Regions from separate parts of the Homo sapiens genome. Here all the other regions are linked to region 2. Evidence: chromatin contacts called from ENCODE Hi-C or POLR2A ChIA-PET data. All regions are on one chromosome and are shown on one strand. Each heading gives the region's core, a stretch centred on a gene start or an enhancer-like site at or near the end of the contact. The rest is flanking DNA. Distances are from core to core; before and after follow the strand shown. Region 1 has its middle 45 kb from the start of PSD2-AS1. Region 2 holds the start of ETF1 (eukaryotic translation termination factor 1). Region 3 overlaps CXXC5 (CXXC finger protein 5). Region 4 holds the start of MALINC1 (mitosis associated long intergenic non-coding RNA 1). Region 5 holds the start of CYSTM1 (cysteine rich transmembrane module containing 1). Region 6 holds the start of CXXC5 (CXXC finger protein 5). Region 7 holds the start of UBE2D2 (ubiquitin conjugating enzyme E2 D2).

The links. A loop is a pair of places that touch in the nucleus more often than their neighbours do. ChIA-PET counts read pairs that join two places held with the same protein, here RNA polymerase II (POLR2A). Pooled maps may share reads with other maps.
Region 1: POLR2A ChIA-PET joins it to region 2 with 10 read pairs in activated naive CD4-positive, alpha-beta T cell. The contact joins the enhancer-like site here to the promoter of ETF1 in region 2. A Hi-C loop is called at or near these places in 1 of 50 pooled maps. POLR2A ChIA-PET finds 5 or more read pairs at or near these places in 4 of 52 experiments (GM12878, WTC11, activated T-cell and 1 more).
Region 3: a pooled map shows a loop between it and region 2 (4-fold over the local background). The contact joins the enhancer-like site here to the promoter of ETF1 in region 2. A Hi-C loop is called at or near these places in 1 of 37 single-sample maps with no recorded cell type and 4 of 50 pooled maps. POLR2A ChIA-PET finds 5 or more read pairs at or near these places in 1 of 52 experiments (A549).
Region 4: a loop to region 2 is called in a map of B cell, with 5 times the contacts of the local background. The contact joins the promoter of MALINC1 here to the promoter of ETF1 in region 2. A Hi-C loop is called at or near these places in 1 of 168 maps with a recorded cell type or tissue (B cell), 2 of 37 single-sample maps with no recorded cell type and 8 of 50 pooled maps.
Region 5: a loop to region 2 is called in a map of naive thymus-derived CD4-positive, alpha-beta T cell, with 30 times the contacts of the local background. The contact joins the promoter of CYSTM1 here to the promoter of ETF1 in region 2. A Hi-C loop is called at or near these places in 1 of 168 maps with a recorded cell type or tissue (naive thymus-derived CD4-positive, alpha-beta T cell), 1 of 37 single-sample maps with no recorded cell type and 9 of 50 pooled maps. POLR2A ChIA-PET finds 5 or more read pairs at or near these places in 1 of 52 experiments (activated B cell).
Region 6: a loop to region 2 is called in a pooled map, with 4 times the contacts of the local background. The contact joins the promoter of CXXC5 here to the promoter of ETF1 in region 2. A Hi-C loop is called at or near these places in 1 of 37 single-sample maps with no recorded cell type and 4 of 50 pooled maps. POLR2A ChIA-PET finds 5 or more read pairs at or near these places in 1 of 52 experiments (B cell).
Region 7: a loop to region 2 is called in a map of CD8-positive, alpha-beta T cell, with 20 times the contacts of the local background. The contact joins the promoter of UBE2D2 here to the promoter of ETF1 in region 2. A Hi-C loop is called at or near these places in 4 of 168 maps with a recorded cell type or tissue (CD8-positive, alpha-beta T cell and naive thymus-derived CD4-positive, alpha-beta T cell), 2 of 37 single-sample maps with no recorded cell type and 14 of 50 pooled maps. POLR2A ChIA-PET finds 5 or more read pairs at or near these places in 2 of 52 experiments (CD4-positive, alpha-beta memory T cell and WTC11).

The regions. Positions count from the first base shown.
Region 1 is chr5:139,699,960-139,702,659 of GRCh38, reverse strand. No RefSeq gene overlaps it. Among named protein-coding and RNA genes, the nearest start is that of PSD2-AS1, 45 kb to the left of the region's middle. RefSeq lists enhancers at 626-1,450, 1,544-1,623, 1,451-2,276. Within about 2 kb of position 1,382, at least 4 of the 41 ENCODE cell types and tissues checked have a DNase peak (open chromatin) inside an H3K27ac peak, as active enhancers do.
Region 2 is chr5:138,541,900-138,544,599 of GRCh38, reverse strand. ETF1 (eukaryotic translation termination factor 1) reads left to right here and starts at 1,364. Exons shown (of 11, transcript NM_004730.4): 1 at 1,364-1,503; 2 at 1,664-1,767. The coding sequence starts at 1,682. RefSeq lists enhancers at 133-922, 804-1,203, 923-1,712, 654-1,853 and a silencer at 1,494-1,543.
Region 3 is chr5:139,663,213-139,665,912 of GRCh38, reverse strand. The region is part of intron 1 of CXXC5 (CXXC finger protein 5); the gene reads right to left. Among named protein-coding and RNA genes, the nearest start is that of CXXC5-AS1, 15 kb to the right of the region's middle. Within about 2 kb of position 1,397, at least 19 of the 41 ENCODE cell types and tissues checked have a DNase peak (open chromatin) inside an H3K27ac peak, as active enhancers do.
Region 4 is chr5:140,106,587-140,109,286 of GRCh38, reverse strand. MALINC1 (mitosis associated long intergenic non-coding RNA 1) reads left to right here and starts at 1,275. Exons shown (of 4, transcript NR_102741.1): 1 at 1,275-1,878. LOC124900193 reads left to right here and starts at 18. Exons shown (of 4, transcript XM_047417990.1): 1 at 18-1,503. The coding sequence starts at 302. The coding sequence ends at 1,228. RefSeq lists enhancers at 464-965, 2,076-2,175 and silencers at 1,116-1,375, 1,386-1,445, 1,476-1,545.
Region 5 is chr5:140,173,806-140,176,505 of GRCh38, reverse strand. It overlaps CYSTM1 (cysteine rich transmembrane module containing 1), which reads right to left and starts at 1,318. Exons shown (of 3, transcript NM_032412.4): 1 at 1,221-1,318. RefSeq lists a silencer at 931-1,220 and an enhancer at 1,511-1,740.
Region 6 is chr5:139,646,967-139,649,666 of GRCh38, reverse strand. It overlaps CXXC5 (CXXC finger protein 5), which reads right to left and starts at 1,318. Exons shown (of 3, transcript NM_016463.9): 1 at 822-1,318. CXXC5-AS1 (CXXC5 antisense RNA 1) reads left to right here. Exons shown (of 2, transcript NR_149086.1): 1 at 1-332; 2 at 486-668. RefSeq lists silencers at 1-60, 261-1,390.
Region 7 is chr5:139,560,024-139,562,723 of GRCh38, reverse strand. It overlaps UBE2D2 (ubiquitin conjugating enzyme E2 D2), which reads right to left and starts at 1,385. Exons shown (of 7, transcript NM_003339.3): 1 at 909-1,385. The coding sequence starts at 932. RefSeq lists enhancers at 220-339, 430-479, 1,640-1,809 and a silencer at 950-1,609.

The DNA of each region.
Region 1 (2,700 bases), core at 133-2,632, 1.2 Mb before region 2:
CCTCCGGCATAGCTGGGATTACAGGCACCCGCCACAAGGACTGGCTAATTTTTGTATTTTATTAGAGACAGGGTTTTCCCATGTTGGCTAGGCTGGTCTCAAACTCCTGACCTCAAGTGATCCACCTGCCTTGGCCTCCAAAAATGCTGGGATTAAAGGTGTGAGCCACCGCACCCGGCCAAGAGAGTGATTTTGGATAAGGTGGTCAGGGACTTTGTCTCTGAGGTGTCATTTGAGCTGAGACCTGAAGAATGCAGAGCCAACCATGCTAAGAGGTAGGCAAAGGGTGTTCCACAGAGCAGAAACAGCAAGTGCAAAGATCCTGAGGCAGGAAGAGCTTGCTCTGTGGGGAGGCTGGAGTGGCTGGAGCAGAAGGAGCAGGGAGGAAAGAGGCATGGCTACTGGGGGTCCTCAAGGACCTTGGGAGAAGTCTGGCTTGAATTCCAAGGGCTGTAGAAAACCATCAGAGGTGCTGGGTGCGGTGGCTCATGCCTGTAATCCCAGCACTTTGGGAGGCTGAGGCGGGTGGATCACCTGAGGTGGGGAGTTTGAGACCAGCCTGACCAACATGGAGAAACCCTGTCTCTACTAAAAATACAAAAGTAGCTGGGCGTGGTGACGCATGCCTGTAATCCCAGCTACTCAGGAGGCTGAGGCAGGAGAATCGCTCGAACCCGGAAGGCAGAGGTTGCAGGAAGCCGGGATCAAGCCATTGCACTCCAGCCTGGGCAACAAGAGCGAAACTCCGTCTCAAAAAAAAAACAAAAAACAAACAAACAAACAAAAAAACAAAAAAAAAAAAATCAGAGGTTTTCATCAGGTGTGCTTGATTTACACGGTAATTGCTCATTAAAGGCTTGCTGTTATCACTATGAATGATAATATGAAGCCCAGAGAGGAACAGCAATGCCCAAGGTCACAAAGTTCCCATCCCACAGTCCCTTCCTCCTTTCTCCCTCCCCTAAGTAGCCATGTGGATCAGCCCCAAGCTGGTGGGTAGGAGGTGAGGGTGGCTTCCCCTCTCATTCCCTCTCCTTCCCTCCGGCCATTTCCCGTGCTCCTGGTGCCCGCGCCCCAATTAGCCGGCAAGGCTGACGGCCTCAGCTTCGAATGACAGACACCTCCTGTCACCCCCTGACGGGCAAGGAGATTAACTCAGAGCAGCGCCAGCTCGAAGGGACGACAGGAAGGGGCGGAAGGGGGAGGGGACGACCAGACCTCCCCCGACCAAGGTCCCCTAGCGCCTTGGAAGGAAGTGTGTGAGGGTGGAGGGGGTTCTTCCCCCAAGAGCCGAGTGCTGGCAGGCTGGGAAGGACCACCTCAGCCTCCTGATTGGCTGCTCCCGGTTGGGGCCACTGCCCCAACTTCCATCCTTAGCTCCTCTGAGGGCAGAGAGTATGTTTGTGAATGCTTCACAGTGGCGCCCTCGGCACTGGGGGGGGTGGACCGACAGGAAACTCAGAAAAGGAGAGACTGGTCCAAAGGTCACACCGATGGGCTAGAATTTGAGCTGAGACTACCTGACGCCAAAGCCAAGCTTCTAACCACTGTACTTTATCACCCCTCTCTGTAGGAGGGGACTCAGCTCATGCCACTCAAGAATTTACAACCTACTTTGGGGCTGTGTGATACAAGCCCCCAGAAAGGGAAATTAACACAGCAGTTGTAGGCATAGACACTGAGCACCAAGCTGGGGGTCAGAATTCCAGGTAACTCTCCAGGAGGGTGGGGCCAAAAGAGGAGGGTACCGCATGGAAGCCAGCGCCCTGGAGGAGAGTAGCTGGGCCTCAAAACACAGGCATGGCTGGTCAGGAGAGGGCAAGAGGAAGGCTCTCCGATTCCAGGCAGAGGAGAAGTGCATGGACAAAGGCTTGAAGGTGAAATGGGCAAGGCATGCACTATCTGGTCAGACCTTCAGGCTGCAAATGACAAAAAGCCAACACACACTGGCTTAAGCAAAATTGGACCCTACTGGCTCGTTCTAAGGCTCAAGTAGAAGAGTGTTTGGCTTCAAGTTTAAAAGGGTCAGTATCCCTTTGCTGGCTTCATTCATGGGTAGCTCTCCTCAAAAGGTAGGTGGCCCCAGATTCCCACACTACCAGATCAGAGAACCCCTACTTCTTCCCAGTAATTTTTTTTTTTTTTGAGACGGAGTCTCGCTCTGTCTCCCAGGCTGGAGTGCAGTGGCACAATCTCGGCTCACTGCAACCTCCACCCCTCCAAGTTTAAGCAATTCTCTGCCTTAGCCTCCGGAGTAGCTGGGATTACAGGCGCAGGCCACCACGCCCGGCTAATTTTTTGTATTTTTAGTAGAGACGGGGTTTCACCATGTTGGCCAGGCTGGTCTTGAACTCCTGACCTCGTGATCCACCCGCCTTGGCCTCCCAAAGTGCTGGGATTACAGGCGAGAACCACCGCGCCCGGCCTCTTCCCAGTATTTCTAACCAAACCTTGGGATTCAGCCTGATTGGTCAGGCCCAAGTCACATGTCCATCTCTGAACCAATCACTGTGGTCAGGGAGGATGAGTTAGCTGCTTGGCTTAGTCCCTCAGCACCAGGGGTAGGTAGAGTCCCTCTAGAGCCTTAAGGCTGGTGGCAGAGGTGAAAGGTAGTCCTTCCAGAGGAGGGTGGGCACTGGGGGCCTGTCAACACCAGGGTGCCCTAGTCCCAGGGCTGGATTCTAGACCCTGGATGACCCC
Region 2 (2,700 bases), core at 115-2,614:
CACTGTCACCACCCTAATGTAAGCGAAAATCATCTCTCACATGATAATGAAGCAGCCAAAATGGTCTCTGGGCTTCTCCTGTACTCTCTCCAGTCCACACCAGGGCTCTAAACCCTTTAAACTACCCACTGTTCTTGAAAGAAACCAAACTTCTGAATCTGGCTTAAAAGACCCTACATGACCTCTTCCCCTGCTGCTCCCTCAAACCACTCTCCCCGTCCCTGACCTTGTGCCAGCACACTGGCGTTTCTGTAGTTCTCAACTGTATTCTGTTTCCTCCTGACAAACTCTTAATCATCCTTTGGGTCTCATTTCAGAGCTGGGTCCCCGCCATACACTCTCAGAGCACCCTGAAGTACTTAAGCATTTGTGTAATTATTTTATTACAAAAAGTATAAAATCACAAACTTAAAAACCCAATCGACTATAAGCTCCATAAGGGTAAGTACTGTCATCTGTTTGGTTCACCTCTGTATCCCCAGGAAAACAGGGTCCAGCACACGGTCTGGGCTCAATATTTGAACCCAGACGAGGTGAGGGGGGACAAAGTAGCCACCTAAAAATCCTAACTCAAAAAGATAAAGTTCTAACCGTATGTGGATGCCCATTTTGTTTCAACTCTCTCCACCCCCATTCTCAACGGCTCAGGCCAAATCATACATGGGACCAGATACCTCAGGTCTCCAAGCTCAGGCAGCCCCCGCTGTCTTCCACCCCATAAAGTTCTAAGTCCAAAGTGAGCCCGTCCTAGCTCTGGGGCGAGAGAAAACAGGCCTCTTTCGCCCCTGCAGGTGAGGGTCCCGGACCGCCCGGAGGCAGGTTCCTCATCCAGACCTACTGGCCAGGACTCCTCCACACTATTCCGTGCAGCCATGACGCACGCAGACCGCAGCACTTCGTCAGCGAAGAAGCCGCTGAGCGCGAGGCGCTTCTTCGCGGCTTCTCAAGCACCGTTCAAACCGCGCGTCGGGCCCAAGTGCCTAGCTTCGAGTCGCAAAGCCTCAGATGTCCACCCTATTCAAGGAGAATGGACTGAAAAGACGACGACCCCGGTCCTCTCTCTTTAAGAACCACCCCCATTCGAGCCTGACGGGGGCTCTCAGTAAACTCGCGAGAGCCACCGGCTTCCGCCCGCTTCCTCCTCTCGCCTTGCCGGGCCGGAAGAAAGGTGGCACCTCCCACCCCCCAGCCTTACCTCACAAGGCGGCGCGGACCCAGCTGCAGCCAATCGGCGGGCTCATTGTAGGCTGCGGGGCAGAGAGCCAATGAGAAGTCGCGGCGGACGCCCAGCTTCTCCTCACTCGCACCGGCCCCCTCCCTTCCGCCTGCCGCCTTCCACTCCGCCCCTGGCGGAGGAAGTGATGTCACAGGCCCCATGTGAGCGGATTGCAACACATGCAGCTGCCTGGAGAGAGGGAGCCGGTGTCCTACGTCAGAGCCGCCGCCGCCGCGGAGCCGCCGCCGGGGAGGAGCAGCCGCTGCCGCCCAGGACTGGGCCCTTAGGTAAGGCACAGGGAGGGAAAGGCCGGTGACCTTTGTGGCGAGCTGCACCGGACGGGAGGAGAGGGCCTCTGGGGGATGGCGAGGAAGGGGGCCGCTCTGCCCCAGCGGCGGCGCTAACTCTGTGGTCTTGGTGTCTCCGGGCCCCGCCGGGCCGCTCTAGGGAGGAGGAGGCGAGAAGATGGCGGACGACCCCAGTGCTGCCGACAGGAACGTGGAGATCTGGAAGATCAAGAAGCTCATTAAGAGCTTGGAGGCGGCCCGCGGGTGAGCGCCGCGTCCGGCACCCTCCGTGCCCTCTTGGTTCCCGGACCCCTCAGGATGGACGCCCCCGCGCCGCATGGCCGGATGAGGAGAACCAGGCACTAGCCAACTCCCGCCTTCTGGATCTCTGGGTAGTAGCCCCTGACCCAGGGGCGAGGGTCGGCGCGGTTGGCCCGAGAAGGGGTCCTTTCCCCGCATGGGGGTAAGGGGCCCGCGCTCCCCGGTTTAGATCACTCGGCCCCCCTCGTGGTAGGCCACCGCTACTTTTGCACCTCTCCCGGGCCCTTAAGTCCAGGTCCTCCCTCTTCGGGCTCCAGGTGCTGCCACCCGACTCGGGTGCTATTGTGGCAAAGTGTTCGGCCTTCCTTTCCCAGGGCCCTTCCCTGATTTCCTCTTCTCCCTTCATTTCTCAGCCAGGCCTCATTAAAATGGCCTCTCCCTTCTGGGCTTCTGAGACCCGGGTGGGTGAAGTTTGGATGGGACGGGAAGCAGAGGTGGCCAGGGACAGCTTCTTTCTGATTCCTGATTTCTCTGGGTCTTCCACCTGTCCCAAGATGACTTCTCCCAAGTCCTCTAATTACCCCGGAGCTTCCTGGTTTTAGCTGTTCCAGGACCCACCTATAAACTGAAAATGCCAACGTACGCGCGATGTGAGGGGTGCTGGGTAGGTTTTGGTTAATGAATCTGCATGTGTATGTCCAGGAGAAATACGGGTTAGGGGGCCGTTTGATAGGAATCATAACTACAGAGTCCCTGCTGGCATTTCTCTGAAACTTGTGGGGATATCGCTGTAGAGAGGCGCCTGATGTGCTTGATGCTTGTTGAGTGAGATTCATAATTGAATTAAATGGGCTTTGAGTCTTGTACATTTTGATAAGAAACTGTAGGTGTGTCCATTGGGGGGAGAGTAGGCTAGATTAAAATTAGCTGTGTGTG
Region 3 (2,700 bases), core at 148-2,647, 1.1 Mb before region 2:
ACAAGTGGCCGGGTTCTTATCCTCAGCAGGTCTGGTCAACAAACCCTTCCCAGGTGCCCACTCTGGGCCAGGACACTGGTCTGCCCTTTGCTCCTCGCTGTCCATCTACCTGTTCCAGGGCTGCCCAGCCAGGTCACCGGGGTCCCTCTGCCCAGCTTGCCCGGAAGCTGCACGTCTCCAGTGGGTCAGCACTGACGTCAGCAAGACTGGCCGGGCGTGGAGCCCGCCACCTCCGGAACCACCAATTAATTAACTTTTTCAAATTAATTTCCCAAGCAAAATTCCATAATTACATCTGTCTCCATCAGCCCAAGCTGGGCAGGCAAGAGGACCCTGCAATGAGATGGAATGTGGTGTAAGGGGGTGGCCATAACAGCCCTGGGACCAGGTCAGAGAGGCCACTGGGGGTTAGGTTTTACCACAGTTGGGCACTGGCCTGGCATCCTTATGGATGCTATCTGGGAAAGGAGGGGGCTGAGAGACCAGAGCATTCCAGCAAGGAGGTGGGGGCTCTGGGAGACCCATGGCCGGCCCAGCTCATCCCGGTGCCCCCATCCCCCACCCCGGTGCCCCTAAACCACAGCGGGTCTTGGCATGGCCCAGTAGCAGCACAAGCACCGCGAGGCTGAGGAGGCCGCGGCTGCGGCGTTCTAATTTCCCAAAGGGGCTGAGATTAATTAGCTCACACACAGGCGCAGAGAGGGAGAGGAGAGTGGGAGCAGGAGCGGGCAGCGTCAGGCGAGGAGCTGGCTGGCACTCCCCCCTGCCCGCCCAGCAGGCAGTTGGCGGCCTTGACAGCCTGGGTGCTCTGAAGGTCAGTGGCCAAGCTGGCTGAGCCAGCAGATTGGCACCATCTCCTTCCCAGAATCCTCAAGACCAAGGCTGGGGTACAGTGACCAGGAGGATAGTCTGGGGGGAAGGGCTCCGCTGTCACCACACTCTATCAGTTCTGTGCCATGTGCTCTGTCCACATCATCTTGTTTGATGGTCACAGCAACCCACAGAGGTAGGCATCATGATTCTCCCATTTTGCAGATGAGGACACTGAGGCTCAGAGCTGAGTGGGGCACTGGTGTGGGTCAAGGTCAAGCAAGTGTGGACAGTGGAGGTGAGGCTGAAAAGAAGGCTGGCCCAACTCTAGAGCCCACACTTCTTCCCCTGGACCCCTGTGCAGGTGTCAGGGCTACAGGAGCTCTGGGCCTGGGGGACTGGAACACCAGTCACAAAGCTCCTAAGTGTGTCTGTCTGCGGGGAATGAACTTACCCCTGCCTCAGAGAGCACGCAGGGCAGACTCGCACAGTCATTTCACAGATGAAGAAACTGAGACCAGAAAGGGGAAATGATCTGAGGCTGGGACTAGCCTCTAGTAAAGTCAACCCGATGAAGTGACCTTTAGTGAGCCCTGACCCAGGGCCATGCAGCGCCTGGTGCTAAGTGACACACGGACCACGGGATGGGGGGTCATTGTGGCTATGTCCCTGTATACCAAAGAGGAAGTGCCAGCTCAAGGGCACTTGCTCAACTCCTCCCTGCAGGGTGCCCAGGAGAGGGAAATGGAGCCCCTGGGGAGGGGGTGGAGGAGGTGCGCAACCCTGACCAGGCCCCGAGGCAGCTTCCACAGGCCTAACCATGGAGTTTCCCAGAACCTGTCTGCAGGAAGAACCCAGAAACCCCAAGGGGCATCCATCTGCTCCTCAGGGGATCCCCCACCCACCCATCCACCCTCCTCCCTGGAGTTAAGGGGTTAGGTTAGCAGTTCCAATGCTCTTAGGTTCAAACCTGGAAAGTGCCTTGAGATAGCAGAGGGACCTAGGAGAGTTAAGGAGCTGGGCATGGGGGAGGGGGCTGGCTCAACTAGGAACACTACACATCTTGTGTGTAATGGGGCGAGGGGAGCCCCTCATCTCAGAGACACAGGCTCAGGCCATGCCAGGGTCCAAGTGGGGCTTTGGAGTCAGGATTCCTCTCCTAGCTCTGCAGCCTCCAGCCTAGGTGACCTCAGACAGGTTGCTGACCCTCGCTGAGCCCAACCCCTAGCCAGTGAAATGCAGCCGCTGACAGCCCCCACCTCGTCAGGTCCTGGAGAGGACCTATGTGAAGGGGTCAGTGTAGCGTCCACATGCAGTAGGTGCTCAACTAAGGATAGCCATGTTGTTGTTTTTACTGTCCACATCTGCCAGCATAAGTGTGAACGTCACGGACAAGTCAGGCCAGGCGTGTTGGGTAACCCAGGTCATGGCCCTGGTTCTCTCACCATTTGCTTTTGAGCTCTGAGGCAATCCTTCATGCCTCAGTTTCCCCAGCCCCAAATACAAAGCATTCCCCGTCTAGCCTGCAGGACCATGGGGGGATGGACATGTGGTAGAAGCCTGAAGGTTACAACGAGGGTAGCACCCCACTGGCCAGGCTTGCATCTCCTCTTCTGCCCAAAGGAAGAAGGCCTACCTACACTTCTAGACAGCCTTTCCTCCTACCTCCCTCGCCCTCAGCCCTGCCAGCTCATGTCGGCTCTTCTTAGATCTCCCACAGCCCTGACAGCCCTGCCACAAAGGCACATCCCAAGCCTCTCGCCACCCTGCAAAGGCTCCATTTGCCACCTGGAAGTCCCTGCTCAAGTCTAACATATAGCCTTGCTGTGTGAGCATAGGGGGTGGGAGACAGAGAAAGCCTTGAAACTACAGTCGGCTCTCTCTGCTCCC
Region 4 (2,700 bases), core at 26-2,525, 1.6 Mb before region 2:
AATTTCCTTTCCCCTTTGACAGTCCACCAAAAGATGTCAAACCAAATCCAGCCTATTGTAAAGCTCTGGGACCTCCCTTCCAAGGACACCGAACACAAGCTTAGACACCGCTGCGAAAAGCTGTCCAAAAGCGCCTGGCCGGACAGAAATGTAAGGAGCCCAGGCCAAAACGAATTAGAACCCCCAACAGAGGGTCCCGCAGACACCGCGGAAAAGAAGGTGGCATTTATTCCGGGGTAGACAGCTACGAACCAGTTACCCCAGCCAGTCTCTGGGGGCTCTCCAACCCAAGTTCAGGTTTATGGCAGATATATTGGTTGGGTGCCTTCCCCTACAAACATCACAGCCCGCCTCCGGGGCCCACCGCCGCTCACAGAGAAGACCCCTCAGCTTCACATCCGTTCCTTTTGCCCTCGGACAAAGGCAGAGGAGCTGTGGAGCTGACCCAGCGCTGTGGGGCAGTAAAAATGCCTTGTTCGGGCCACCCATCTTTGGGCCCGGCTTCATCTGCGATGTCAGCACCAAAGGTTTTTTTTTTTTTTTTCCTGGTTTTGTTTTGTTTTTACAACGCATCCTGGGCGGGTGTATGCATTTGGTGGTAGTGGGGTGGGGGGAACCGAACAGAGGAGGGGTTGGCAGTGAAGCCTGGGTTATAGAACTCTCCTTCCTCTCCCTCCTTCCAGGGTTGCCGTGCAGGGAGTGTCAGCCACGTCTAGCGCACAGTCCCAGGCCCCAGGGCGAAGGCGGCCAGGGGAAATGGGGCTCAGGGATTGCTAAGCAAACGCATCACTGGTGGTCTCCAGCGCCTGCGGAGGTAGGATCGCCTCTTTTCTTAAGGGGCGTGTTATTTTGTTCTCTTTTGAAAGTAGGAGGGGGTTCATTCGTTTCTCGCTGCGGGGGGTGGGAGAGAACGTTGCTGCACCGCCTGGGTCTCCAAGAGGGAGGGTGCGGGGATGTCTGCAATGGTACTATAATTATTCCTGGGCTGAGAGAGCAAGTAAAGGGGACGGGGCGAGCGTCACCTGGAGCTGTGGCAGTGGCAGCAGGGAAGGTCGCGAGGGGCTTACCCGGGCGGGCGGGCGCTGTCCTGCCGCAGGTGAGGGAGGGCGCAGGCTGGCGGGAGGGAGGGCGCGCGCGAGACAGGCGCGAGGAAGGGGGGAGGGGAGGAGGGCGCGCGCGCGCACACCTGTCCTGGACAGCGGCGCTAGCCGAGCTGCGCCTCACTTAGGCTCTGCGGGCTGAGGAGGAAGGAGGGCGGGCTGGCGGGCGGGGGCGGGACGCCGAGGGGAGGAGGAGGAGGCGGCTCGGATGGCTGGCTCGGCTCTCGCTCGCTCTCCCTCCCATGGGCAAGTCCGGCTCACACCCTGCTTCTCCCGCTCACTCACAGCCCCCTTGGCTCTCCCTCCTCCTCCTCCTTCCCCTGCGGGATCCGCTCGCCGCCGCCGCCGCCGCCGCAGACGGCAAGTCGTGGCAGCCAGACGTCGGCGCGTAACCCGGCGCTCCGTGCGTGACTCCAGGCGACGTCAGCGCGCGCTCCGCGTTCCCCACCCCTCCTCCCAACTCCGTGGCTCGCGCCCTTCGCTCTCGCGTCCCTCCGTTTTAGCTGCCGCCGCGGCGGCCGCCGAGCGCGCTCTTTCCGCCCCCTTCTCGCGCGTGAGCGCGCCCTATCGGCTCCTGGCGCGTCAACATTCCGCGGGCCAGGCCTTGGGGCGCGTCTGAGGAGGGGGATGTCTGTGGCCTCTCCGCCCACACTTCCTCCACCCACCGCCCACAGCGCCCCAGAAGGACCTATTACTCGTTTGGCTTCTGAAGGCCGAAGCCAGGCTCTGGCGGGGATAGAACCCTGAAGGGCCTGCGCCAGCTCCAACTTAGGGCCCTGTGCGTCGTTGCGACTTCTGCTACCACCCTATCACGCGGCACCCCCGCCCCAACTCCGCCCGGGTCTCTGAAGAGGCAATAGGCCTTTCATCTCCGGGGAAAGTCTCACCTTGGCCCTCAGACACCCGCCAAGAGGGGTCGGAAGGACAGAATTAGCATAGAGAAGAGTGGCTAGAGCACTTTTCAGGCTCTGGCCCCAGGAATCCTTGACAGGAAGCGTGGGGTTGCTGCCCAGCCTCCCACGCAGTGTAATATGTTGAAGCCGGGCCCCTTTGAGGGAATGCGACTTCCTTGGGCCGAGGGGGAAAGGGTAAAAGTTAATTTTCATAAAATGCTATGCAAGGGCTAAATGTGAAATTATAAAATGTCCTTTAAGACAGTCTTCTTGAAATCGTATCAAGTTTGACAAGATTTTTGGTGCACGGTAACGCTTTTGCTCGCTTTCTACGCTGTCACGTCTCCATCCTGCAACACTGAATACGTAGATGGAACGTGGATCAGCTAATAACTGCAGCAAAATAAAAACTGCATTTATCATCTTTATCATTATTTAAATAGACCTCCGAGAAGTCAAACTGTGATTTAGGAAAACTTAATCATTGCCTCAACCTATTTAACTATTTTGTTTTGAAGTTACTTTGCAAATATACCACAAAATCCCTCTTTGTTAGGCAGTGGTAGACTTTTAAACTCACTTGTTAGAGAATCTTTCCCAGAAGCATATCTAGTTGAGCCTGCGAGGCAAGTAGGACTAAGGTATAATTACTCCCATTTTACAGATGAAAATTTAGTTATCAAAATGTAAGTCAGTTGTTCAGCATT
Region 5 (2,700 bases), core at 69-2,568, 1.6 Mb before region 2:
ACTCGAAAATGAGCTGCCCTTGGGTGGGTCCTTTCATAAAAAGGAATTTTTAAAAATCTGCTAACATGGTTACTCCACAAAGTTTACATGTATCATATTGTATAAATCTATAAATATGTACAATTATTTTTTGTTTAATTTCTAAAAATTTGCCAACAATGGCTGAAAAAGGCACCTGGCTGCCTGAGCCCCTACCCTTGTCGGTTACAAGTATTTCATAAGCAGGGTTTGAGGAATCCCATCAGAGAAGAGTGTTGTCACCTTTTTGCCGGAATGTCACACCAACTTCCTCAGTGTTCCCCTCACACCAACTTCCTCAGTGTTCCCCCTACCCCAATCTAGCCAACGTTTCAATGGCTCCCCACAGCACACAGTGCCTCTCAGGTGGGCACTCAAGGGTCCTTTCCTAATCCTCCCTAACCTAATTCTCCAAACTTTTTTTCCCCCAAAACAGCCCAGCAGACGGTCCAGTCAGTCCCCAAATCGTTTTTCCTCATGGTCTCCTTCCCCAGGGGTCCTCCCCTCCTTCTCTCCCCCCTGCAACCTCCACTGCTACCGGGAGATTAGTTCCCACCCGTCAGGACCCCGCTCAGATTTCACTTCCTCCAACAGGTCCGCTCAGATCCCAATCCACGGCTCTCAACAGCAGCCGGGATTCCTTTCCCCCGCAACGCCTTCTCTGAACACCCCGGCCTCCGAGCGCCGGCTTTGCGTTCCCTAGTTACTTCCAGTCACTAGTTACTTCCGCTCCGCTCCCACCCGCGGGACTCGCGACCTGCCCCCTGCCCCCGGCTGGCCCAGCTCGGAATAGGCAGAGCAGCGCCTCAGAAATCGCAGCCCAAGGCGAAGAAATCCAGAAGCCTCCCGCGGACGTCCCCCGGGACGGGGTGTGGCGAGCCCCGCTCCGAGCCCGCCGACTCCTCGTGAGACGAGAACCGCAGCGACGCGGAGACCCTGTGAGTCCACCGCCGAGACGCGCGGCGCGGCGACCAGGAGCCCCAGAGTAGCCGCGGGGCGCCGGGAGGGATCCAGCTGGCGGCAGCAGCTTCCCTGCCTCCCTGCCCCTCCCCAGGGGCTGCGCGAACCCCTGCCTGAGCCAGGCCAGCCCGGGTGCCCCCCAGTTCTCAGGGCGCTCCCCAGGGAGCCCGGGGACGCGCCCTGTCCGTGCCTGATCCCCGCCCTGGTCCCAGCTGGGTCGGGCCAGGTCCGCTGCACCTCACCTCTCCTCTCCACGAACCGACTGGATAACGGTCGGGTCTGAACCTGAGGAGCCCGGACCAGCCCGCAGTAGACTTGCCGCACCTGTCTCAGAGCAAGTGAGGAGCAGCCGGGCGCCTGACGTCACGGCCGCTCCCAGCGCCGCGAACCGGGAGTCACCTGATCACCCTGGCAACGCGCGCGGCGCGGGGCGAGGCGAGGCTTGCGTCACAGCACGAGCCCCGCCCCCAACTGCTCGGCCTCCAAGCGCCGCCGGAAGCGCTCTCTTGCAGTCGGCGCAGTCGGGAGGCGGGGTCGGTCTCCGACTTCCCAACGTGGGCCTCCCAGCTGCGCTGGATACTTAGGACTCCCACAGGCGTCCCCCTCAGATTGGATTGGTTCTCCGAGACTCCACCCGATACCCCAACTCCGCTAGTTCAGGCGCCTGGGAGGCAAGACCAGCGTCCATGCGGAACCCTGCTCAGTGCGTGGCATGAGGGGTCGGCTGTGGGCTGCTGCCTCCTCGTGTCTTGTTGGTCCAGACCCAACTAGGGTTGGGGGCTTACTTCCCGAGCTGTACCTGAGCGGAATGGGGCTGAGGCTGATAACTGGATTGCTCTCTGGCTACTTTTCCCCATAAACCTTGCAACAAGTAGTCCCGCCAGTACTTTAGAGTGTAATGAGACTTCATTCACATCAGGAGGGGGAAGGGGGACAGAATCTTCTGTCCTGAAGGTTTCCTTCTTCTGTTCCAACAGGAAGAGAAGTTACCGAAAAGCTCCCAGAGCAAGGCCTAGAATGAGCTTGCAAGTCCTACTTGCAAAAAATTTTTTATTTTTCATTTTAGAAATTGATTTTCTCTCCATATTCCTCCCCTTGCTTGCTATTAGGTTGGTGCAAAAGTAATTGTGGTTTTTGCATTTTTTTTTTAAATGGCAAAAACAGCAATTACTTTTGCACCACTCTAATATAAGTATATGCCTACAACTTTTGTTACTCTCTAGGCTTCCCAGATAAGACTATCAGCTTCGAAATGAAAATTTAACATCCCCTGGAGGTCTCAGTGTGAGAGTCACTGCCTATTTCACACCTTCACTATTTGCTGACTTTCATTTCAGTTTTACTCTCCTCATCCCTGCACTGCCAAGAAGGTTTCATATGTATTGAAACCTTCCCTCTCAAGAGTTTAGGATCTTAGACCAAGAAGTTAGTTTATAGTCAACTTCTTGTGAGCATCTTTTAGTGTCAGGCAATGGGCCATGGGCAGATTGAGATGTGGTTCTCGAAGATCAAACGTGTATGGGTGGTATGTCTCACATAAGTACAACTTGTACTGTTTATTATGACTTAATCATTGTATTTAAGTGGCACTTTTTAATTTTCACACTTAAAGAAACTCATATAAGTGGGAAAGAAGACAGCTGTGAAAGGTAGAGAAGAACCATGGCTCTAGACAGAGCTGTACTAATAGGAGAGAAGAGATTGAAAATGTGAGCCCAGGTC
Region 6 (2,700 bases), core at 69-2,568, 1.1 Mb before region 2:
GACTCCCCAAGGCTGGGAAAGGAGGGAGGGAGGGGCCGCGGGGCACCGTGGTGGTGGGGGAGATACTTTGATGGAAAAAAAAGGTCAAACTTCATCAGCCCGCCGGGCACCCCGCGGGCAGCGGGGGCGAGGAGCCGGAGGAAAAATGCAGAAGTAGCCGCCGCTTCTTCCAAGTGGTGGGGGAGGCTCAGCCACGCGTGGTCGAGGGCGCCCAGAGCAGTTAACGTCGCCCCTCAACACAGGGCTGCGAGCGGGGTCTGATGGGGGGAGTGCGCGCCAGAGATCTACAAGCAGCCGCCCCCGCAGGCTGAGCGCCCGCCCAACGCCAAGAGGTGAGGACCCCGGGCGCCCGCTGCCCCAGCGCCCGCGAACTGGAGTAGTGGGGGGGAGGGGGGCGGCACCCCGCAAGGAGCGTCCCAGCCCCACTCCACGGCGCCCAAGCCGCCGTCCCAGACCCTAAAACCCCTCTTTTTGTCTGAACTCAGTGATCTGCGACCGAGCATACTGCGGCTTAGGGAGGCTTGGGTATAGCAGCGGCCACCAAGCGATCACCGGCGCTAGGTCTCCCAGGCTCCGGGGCTCCGCGGCTTACGGTGCGGGCGCCCCCCGCCCCTCCCAAATACGGACCCCTCCTTCCCCGTCCCCGGCTCTCCGCACCTGAACTTCGGGGGAACCCGCGCAGCCAAACTTTCCGCCGACTTGCAGCGAACTCCGGCCCCGGCCGCGCACCGAACCCCGGGGGAGGAGAGGGAGGTAGGCGGGGAAGGGGAGGGGGCCGGCCTCCGGGGGGGGTCGAGGGAGGGCCGTGGCCCGACACCTACCGGCTCTCCGAGTCGTCCAAGCCGCCACCGCCGCCGTCGCCGCGAGGCCGAGGGGGAGGGGCGGGGCAGGGAGCTGCGCTCCGCTCTGGGCACCACCGCCGCGGTGCGCTCCGCTCCAGCCGCCAGCAGTGCCCGGGTCCGGAGCCCGAGTCGCGCCGCCGCGGCTGGCCCGAGGCGGGGAGGGGGGGGAGCCTGCAGCACCTGCCCCTCCTCCCCCTCCCCGCGGCCCAAATTAAAAAACAACAAAAAGCAACTAATCACCCCCGAGCTGAGCGCGGCTCGCGGGCGGAGGGCTCAGCGTGCGGCGCCCGGACTCAGCAGGCGGCGCGCATGGCTGGGCGCGGGCTGGGCAGGGCTGGGACGCGGGGCCCGGCTTCAGGGGATAAGGCTCTGCCGCTCTTCTCGCTCGGCTCGGGCGTCTGCTCTTGCCGCCAGTGCCGCCTCTGCTGCCGCCGCCTCTACATCCCCGCTCAGGCTCAGCCGCCTCTGCCGCCGCCGCCGCGCGCCCGCCCGGGCAGGAGCTATGAACGCTGCCCGGGGGCTGCCGGCAAAACCCGGACCGGACTCGCCGCTCCCTCCTCCCCCCAACCCCCTCCACCTCGGCTCCCCTCCCTCCTCCCGCCGCCTCCCTCCCAGCGCAGCTCGGGCCACTTGGACGCCGCGGGCTCTGAGGCCGGAGCTGCAGCCGCTGCGCCTCGAGCTCCCCGCGCCCTGACGCGGTCCACCCAGGCTCAGCTCCCTTGCGCGCCCCGTCTTCGCCTATTTCCCGCAACTTTACAAAAAAAAAAAAAAAAGGACGACCTCCCCGCTTTGGTGAGGCGGTCTGGGTTTAGAGACGCACCTCCGGGGAAATCTGCTATCTTTCTGCCCCCTCTAGAGCGGGGCCAGAAGCTTCGAGGACCGGGAGGGAGAATTTGGCCGCGCCCCCCAGCTCAGGTGCGCGGCGGGCCAGAGATTCCTAGTCGAGGGTCCTGGGAGGTAGACGCGTGTTCCAAGACCCCACCCTTCCAAGAGCTCCTTAATGGATTCAGTGGGCACTAGGGCCCCGGGAGAAAAGGGGCGGAGATTCCCGTTCCCATTTCTCAGGTGAGGAAACTGATCCGAGAAAGGATATTTTATCTCTCAGGCAGGCATCAGCCTCAACTCTTGAGTCCCGGGGCTAAAACGACTACGTACATTTGGTGCCCTGAGACCATGGCCTACGCACTCAAAACCCGAAACAATGCTTGGAACAGCAGCGCTCAATAGGTACTGATTGAAAGACAGAAGGAAAACTCAGCCTTGCCAGAGTAGGCGCCCAGTGGGGACAGAGTTGGGCCCGCATATCCCGCTTTCACTCCATCAGTGGCCTCCATATGCCCATCTTAGGCTAATTAATCCTGCTGCTGCAGATGTCTTCACCTCACGTACCCATGGTGCAAGCCCCGGGCTCATATAATCCCAACTGCATATAATCCCAAAGTGGAAGTTTTCTCCAATTCTTTGGGATTCGTGGGGGCGGATTTGTGCAAGGCCGACCTTCCTCTGCGAGGCGAAGAAAACGCAGTCCCCAGACCCAAGCAGGGGAGGGAGAGGGGGAGGGCGGTTGGGGAAGTCAGCCTAGGGTTAAACGTTACAGCCTGAGATCGATTGGGGCCCAGATAACAGGGAGTTAACTGTGGCGATCCGGGCGCCTGCAGCCACAGGCGCGGCCTCGGTGGGAGAAGCGAAACTGTCTCCCACCTCGCTGCTTCCTCTCCTCTGCTCTGCGCAGCCTGGCTGTCTCCGAGGCTGGCGCGAGGGCTTATGGAGCATGGATCTCCTGGCAGCAGCAGCTGGTGCCCACCTTCCACGCCTTCTATATGTGGCCTTGGGGCCTTGACCCAGCCGGGGTGGGGTG
Region 7 (2,700 bases), core at 136-2,635, 1.0 Mb before region 2:
ATAACCCTTCACTTTAAAGAGCAAAGAAATCCTTTTTAATACAAAATCTAGTAAAACCCCTTCCCAGTTAAGAGTCTCGGTAAACATATCACCTAATAGCGTCAAGTCCATTTTGCGAAGAGGCTGTGAAAGGAACTTTTGTATAATTTCTCTGGTGGTTTTCAATGTTCAGGTTTCTACCTCTACCTTTGCCAATGTACAGCTTTTCTATTAGATCCAATCCTGCAAAACGGAAGTGTTAGTTTCTAACTACATACAGCAACCTCAAGGAATAAAATGATTCTCCCTCTACTTCCCTCCTCCCTCATTAAGTCACCTTTTTTTTTTCTTCTGAACTTCCAACTCTTAACAGTTTCTGGACAAGCAGGGTGGACCGATGTGTGCTGCCACCCAAGAGGTAAGTGAACTCAGGATATACTTGTGGATCGGGCAAAACGGCTTCCTCTGTCAGCCCGAGCTCAGGCGGTTTTGTGGAGGGAGCTAGGGCAGGTGTGGGAGGAGGGAACAGAAATGGGGCGAGAAGCCCTTTCGACCTCTGTCGAAGGGGCCGCCCAACGCCCCAGCGCCCCCCTCGGCCCCAACCCCGCCATCCTGGCCCGACAATGGCCCTCAAGTGCAGCGGCAGTCCCAGACTGGAGAGAAGCCCTAAGAGTCCACACCATGCGGGCCTGGAAGGGCAGCCGGGGAGGAACGCTGAGGCCGCGAGAGCACCTCCGGCCTAAGCGCGGGCTGCGCGCCGGGGCCTCCACGGGCGCCATCACTGGGAGTGGGGTATGGAGGCCGCCCCGAGGGGCCAGCACCGGCAGCAAGATCCAAGGAGGCCGCGAGCCCGACGGAGACTACGGCGGGAAGTGCAGGCCGCAGCCTGCTCAGCTGGCCAGCAGCGCAGCCGACCTCCGGCCGCTTACCTTGTGGATTCTCTTCAGAGCCATGGTGGGAGGCGGGTGGCGGCGGCCCCCGGGGCGGGGACGGGGGCGGGGAAGGGACGGGGAAGGGGCTAGGGAGCCTGAGGCCGCCTCGGCGATCTCGGTCGGCAGGAGAAGATGGAGAGTTGAGGAAAGCGGGTCCGGCGGGACGGGCTGAGGGCCGGGGCCCACTCAGCTCCTGGGCCTGCCGCAGCGGTCACCGCATCACCCGGCGGCGGCCCCTTTATTCGCCGCCGCCCTAGCCGCCACCGCCGCCGCCGCCGTAGCTGCCTCTTCCTCCCAGGATCAGCGCCGCCTCCTAAACCGCCGCAGATCCCTCCGCCAGAAAGCAAAAGCCCAAGCCTCGGGCTCGGCCGGCCTCTCTTGGTCGGACAGCCGGAGGGATTGCCTGTCTTCCTCCCTGCTGCAGGTGGACCGAGGGACGCGCGGGCGGGCGGGCTGCGCCGCCGGGGTGGGGCCGTCGGAGCACGGGGTGGGCCCGACCGAGGGGCAGGTCGGGAGGCGCGGGGATTGGCGGGCCAGGGGAGGGAGGGCCGAGCCGCGCCGGCGGCGGAGGGATACGGGCCGCCCCTGTGAGTAAGCTACGCACCGCCGTCGCCGCCACGGCCCCGGAGGGCGTGACGCTGCGAAGCCCTGGGCGGAGATCTCGCGAGATCTAGAGCGCGAGTTCTGCAGGCTCCAGCGCCGCGACCGTTGACTTCATTGCTGATGGAAACCCACGCGCGTGTCACAAAAGATCAATAAATATTAAAAGGCGAATGTTGTCCAGATCTCACGACCGTCCCCGTACTAGTCCCGGGAGGAGGCACTTAGGCCCACTGCAGCGCTCCTGAAGGAGGAAGGGACTTGGCCAAGGTCACAGAGCTCTTCTGAAGTCCTGGGACTTAGCACATCTCTTTCCAGAGGCCGCGTGGCTACAGCTCGGGCACCTGCCACGAGGGAGATGTCTCATAGCCGCTCGGGTTGCAGTGAGATTGGCCTTCCGGACCAAGGCCCCAGATGGAGAGGATTTGAATGTTGTGTTCTCAGCCACTGGCATGTATGTGTGCCTTCGAGGTGTCCAGACTCTGCTCAGCTTAGTGAATTGCAAATTGTTACAAGCAAGCACTGTACCAGCTGCGTCAGAAAAAAAATCACAGTGTGTGCCCCAAATAGTTAAAACCAACGGCTGGGCGCGGTGACTCACCCCTGTAATCTCAGCACTTTGGGAGGCTGAGGCTGGCGCATCACCTGAGGTCAAGAGTTCGAGACCAGCCTGGCCAACATGGTGAAACCCCATCTCTACTAAAAATACAAAAATTAGGCCGGGCACGGTCACTCACGCCTGTAATCCCAGCACTTTGGGAGGCCAAGGCAGGCGGATCACGAGGTCAGGAATTCGAGACCAGCCTGGCCAACACAGTGAAACCCCTTCTGTACTAAATATACAAAAATTACCCGGGCATGGTGGCAGGCGCCTGTAGTCCCAGCTACTCGGGAGGCTGAGGCAGGAGAATCGCTTGAATCCGGGAGGCGGAGGTTGCCGTGAGCCGAGATCACGCCAGTTCACTCCAGCCTAGGCAACAGCAAGAATGCGTCTCAAAAAAAAAAAAAAAAAATAGCCGAGAGTGGTGGCAGGTTCCTGTAAACCCAGCTACTGGGGAGGCTGAGGCAGGAGAATCGCTGGAACCCAGGAGGCAGAGGTTGCAGTGAGCCGAGAGCACGCCATTGCACTCCAGCCTGGGCGACGAGCAAAACTCCATCTCCAAAAAAAAAAAAAAAACCAACCTCGTGC